Linked DNA regions of Homo sapiens: region 2 is linked to region 1. Evidence: chromatin loops called from intact Hi-C (ENCODE). Cell type or tissue: PC-3. All regions are shown on one strand.

Evidence for each region. A loop is a pair of places that touch in the nucleus more often than their neighbours do. Peaks named below come from ENCODE experiments on the same cell type or tissue, not always from the same donor. Only the 100,000 strongest peaks of a DNase experiment are listed, where the experiment ranks them.
Region 2: it touches region 1 in a loop (5-fold over the local background); 3 of 110 quality-filtered maps call a loop at or near these places.

Annotation. Positions count from the first base shown.
Region 1 is chr5:27,905,914-27,908,413 of GRCh38, reverse strand. No RefSeq gene overlaps it. Among named protein-coding and RNA genes, the nearest start is that of LINC02103, 380 kb to the left of the region's middle. In PC-3, no CTCF peak of the experiment used is centred here; a DNase peak (open chromatin) is centred at 1,003; H3K4me3 peaks cover 449 bases; H3K27ac peaks cover 528 bases.
Region 2 is chr5:27,853,837-27,856,336 of GRCh38, reverse strand. No RefSeq gene overlaps it. Among named protein-coding and RNA genes, the nearest start is that of PURPL, 380 kb to the right of the region's middle. In PC-3, no CTCF peak of the experiment used is centred here; no DNase peak of the experiment used is centred here.

The sequences.
Region 1 (2,500 bases):
AAGACAAACGCCTGTTTATGTTATATGGGGAAACCTTGCTATGTACCTCAGTGACATCAGAGATATCACGAAATAAAATTATTTACTAATGAATTTAGTCCTCATAAAATTAGCCTATATTTATCTTTTGCCTTTATCCTAGTCCACCATCTCAATTTATTAGCCTCACCTTCTCTCTAAGTATCCACAGCAAAAAATACAATGCAATGAAATCATGCAATTACTTCTGAAATGAGATTGTAAGATTTGCAAGAGATGAAAGTTTTCTTAGAAATCATGATAAGTTTCCCAAATCTCACACAAAGGTATTGACATGTGAGGATCTGGTAGTGTTTGACTAGGAAACTATAAAAGAAGTAGACAATGGAAATGCATGTGCATTTATCTCTTCACTAGAGAATGGATTAAATACCAACAGAAATTCACGAAGTGCTAACTTTTAAATAAATAATACACTTCAAATATAATGAAAAAGACAAATATGAGGTCAATGCTTTTATGTCATTACTTCTTTTAAAATCAATACTTGCATATGTTTTTTCAGGAAACATGAAATATAATTTTACTGAACATAAATGAAATAAAATGTATCGAGGTTTATTTTTCAGGGTAAGAAGATACAGTCTCCACAAAAATAAATTTTCTCTTTTTAATGGATTAACTTAAAGTGGTGCTTACCAATTATAAATCTGATAGGGCATTTCAAATTAAATTTGTGCAAAACTAAATTTTTTATTTCTATATGAAGAAAAGTGGTATCTTTCCCCAAACTTATCCCTTTCTCTGAATAGTAACTCAATTATGCCAGTTGCACAGATTAAAATTTAATTGTATTCATTGGTCTTTTTTTTTTTTTTTACATCTCTCCATGATCAATCTGCTAGCAATTTCTCTTGGCTTAGTATTTGAAATAAATACAACTAAGTTCTGAAATGTTTATTCTGTCATTCTATTTCAAGTCAGCATTACTCATCACTCAGAAAATAGTACCAACTTCCAAGTTGGTCTCACTGCTTCTACTTTTGCCTGTTTAAATTATAGTCTTTACTCATCAGCCAGAGTGATACTTTGAAAACTGAAGTAAGACTGTTGGACTTTTCTACTCATATTCTCCCAATGGTTTACATTTCACTCAACAAAACATTATAAGTCTTCATTATGCTGTATATGGCTCTACAGTATATAGTTACCGAACACTCTTGTGTTTGGATCTCTGACCTCATCACTTTACAATCTCATTCATTCACACACCTTTTCCAACTCGGCCTTCTTTGTACTTCTTGGACTTTTCAAACACACCCATTGTGCATTTTAGGTCTTGCTATTTCTTGTCCTGGAATGTTCTCCCCTTCTCTTTATGGGAGTAATTGTTGTCTCACTTTATTTAGCTCTTTGTTCAACTGTCTTCTTATCTAAGATGACTTTATTGATTGTTATGACTCAAATAACCCCTCCCCATAAACTGCCTCTTTTATGATAACACTTCGTTTTTATTCTTCATGTTTACCATTATCAACGAGGTATTTATTAACTTGTTTGTTGTCTCTTTTCCGACTATAAATACCTTTTTTTTGTTCAACACCATTTAATTCACACCTAGTATTTAGTACACACTCAGTAAATATTTGTCTTCCAAAAAGAATATGTTAAAGGCAATGAATGAGATGGCATGGGCAGGGAGTTTAAAGTTACCAGGTGCTAGCAACCAGAAAGTAGTGTGGGCTATTCAATTTATTGTCCTTAACATGCATGCCAACGGTGAGGAATGCTCAGGATTGCTCATAGATCTAGAAATCTGTGAGGCTCTTCAAAACATGCCTAAACCACATAAAACATATCACTGTAGACTTTATAATGAATACAGTAACTATATCCTTAAGTCAGAACTATGAGATAATCTTGGTAGTAGAAATGATAAAAGTAGTGTTAGCAATACAACAATTATAGATGCCATTTATTATTTGCCATAAAATCTATACTGATCTTAGCTTGTTACATATATTATCTTGTCATGCAATACCATCTTTAAAATTACTGTAAAATCATACATTTTAAAGATGAGCAAATTGATTTAAACGAGTCCAGAAATATGTTCAAAGTTATGTTCTAATGTGATTAAAAGCCCAGATGTAATCCCTAGACCACTTGACTTTAAAACCTTTACAATGCCGTATCTGCTAGCATGACATGAAAGCATCTATTCCATATTTGCCATTTGCATCAACTTTAAGGTGTATCATTTCTTTAAAAGTTATTTCAGAGCTTCATTGATTTTTCTTGGTATTTAATTCACTCTCTACTGAGTAACTCATATGCATTTGCAAGGTCTGTGAAAATAACCTGCTGTAAATGAGTAGGGGAGATTTTCCCTGAGGGAATAAAAAAAATCATAGAGAAAATGTGTTAAAAATGTTTCTTTATGTAGATAGATAATAGATACTGAGATAGATAGATAGATAAGTATACAGTAAACTCTATGACAAAATATCTACTATGTTCT
Region 2 (2,500 bases), 52 kb after region 1:
AACATAACTGCAACAACAACAAAAAGTCAACCTGAACAATTCCTGTGTCCTTTTCTTTAGGCATAGGTTCTGTTTTATTCATTATCACAATTTTCAAGGCAATTCATTTATCTAAATTTATTTTGTTTGTATGATATAAGTTAAAAAGAAATATCTTTATATAAGATTTGCAGCCTTTCCTTGAACATCACACTGAGATATTTTTTATTAAAGAAAATAGATGAGAAAAACATTATGAATTCATGCTTGTCATATATAATTTGGAAAAAGCAAATTCTTCAGGGACTCTCACTTTTGAGTATAAAAGAAAGCATGCTTGCTACCAAATTTTTTTCCTCTTATTTGAAAGAAAAAACAAGCAGAAAGATTTTATAACATAGTTGGTAGAACAAATTGAGGATAGTATTAATATAAATATATTATGTCTAGATTAATTTTGAGCTTGCTAATTTTTTTCCTCAGCTTTTACTTGCCCTTTCATTTCATAAAACATTCTTTTTCAAAGATCAAGGGCAACTCCCTTTTTCTTGTATGGTCTCAGACTAATTAACGGATTTTATGGGAGAGTTCCAGATTTCTGAGTCAGAACAACAAAGTTACTTATAAACTGCTTCTTATGTCTGGACAATGGTTTCTATCATCCAATGTTTCTCTCTCTGTTTTTAGGAGGGTTGAAAAGAAAGGGTTTCCACATCCTAACCCCAGAACTAGTTAATATATTACTTTACACAGAAAAGGACTTTGCCTATGTGATTAAATTGAGGATCTTGGGATGGTGAATATCCTGGATAATCTGAGTTGAGTGATGAGAGGAAGAGGTCTCTAGCCCAGGAATGCAAGCAGCTTCCAGAAGGTGTAAAAGGCAAGGAAACAGATTCTCTTGCAGAGATTCCAGAAAGAACCAACCCTGCACACACCTTGATTATAGCCCAACAAGACTAATGTTGTACATCATTACTTACCTCAAGAACAGTAAGGTAATAAATATGTGAATTTTTTTTCCTTGAGATAGAGTCTCACTCTGCTGTCCAGGCTGGAGCATAGTAGCACAATCACAGCTCACTGCAGCCTCAAACGCCTGCATTCAAATGATACCCTGACATCAACTGCCTGCTGCAGCTGGCTTATTTTTAGTATTTACTAGAGTCGGGGTCTCACTATGTTTCCTAAGGCTGGTCTAAAACTCACAGAATCAAGTGATTCTCCTGCCTTAGCTTCCCAAAGTGCTGGGATTTCAAGCATGAACCACTATGTCTAGCCAGTTTTTTTAGCCACTAAGTAGGTGGTAATTTGTTACAGCAGCAATAAGAAACGAATACATAGGGTGTATTCATGGTCAATTTTCAGGATTATACTAGGTCACTGTTCTCCCAGCAACCCGGATTATGAGTTTTATTTTCTTTACAGAAAATTATTGCCAGTGATGATGTCCCCAAACTTGGGATTTCCTAAGCTATACTTTTCTATTTTCTATTAGAAATATAAAAACATATTGTATTAGTCAGGGTTCTCTAGAGGGACAGGCCTAATAGGACAGAAATATCTATGAAAGAGAGTTTATTAAGGAGTATTGACTCATACAATCACAATTTGAAGTCTCACAACAGAGTGTCTGTAAGCTCAGGAGGAAGGAAGCCAGTCTGAGTCCCAAAACCTCAAAAGTAGGGAAGCCAGTAGTACAGCTTGCAGTCTATGGACAAAGGCAAACCACTGGTGCAAATCCAGGAGTCCAAAAGCTGAAGAAATTGGAGTCTGATGTTCAAGGGCAGGAAGCATCCACCATGTGAGAAAGATGAAGGCCGGAAGACTCAGCAAGTCTGGTTCTTCCAGCTTCTTCTGCCTGCTTTATTCTAGCTGCTCTTGCAGCTGATTAGATGGTGACCACATGGATAGAGGGTGGGTCTGTCTCTCCCAGTCCACTGACTCAAATGTTAATCTCCTTTGGCAACACCCACACAGACACATCCAGGAACAATACTTTGCATTCTTCAATCCAATCAAGTTGACACTCAGTGTTAACCACCACACATATCAAGCGTCTAAACGTTTCTGTGGTTTAAGCAAGTTAAAAAGATTACATAAAAAAATCTCAGGCTTTTGATCTCTTGCCATGTTTTAAGTTTGTTGAATTAAATATTAGAATTGAAAACGCCAAACTTTCTGGTAATATCTTACCTGTTAATGGCTAATCAAGTCCATCTCTCCTTAAATAGGAAAAACATTGTCCCACAATGGGTTACTTCAGATCCTGCAGGAAGCAACTGCTGAGGAAGAATTTCAAAAATCTGCAAAAATTTATTAGAAGAAACACCTATGAGAACAAATGAAAAGGTTGGATGAAAGGGTTGGGTGAGTCTTCAGAGCATGATACAATTCTAACCCAGTGAAGGAGAGGGAGAAAGAAGTTTGGATGAAAGCATTAGGGCTCTCTAAGTTTGTCAAGGATACTGGGGACTTCTTGGGCAAAAGACTTGTGGCTTCTAAGAAGCTCACTGCACTT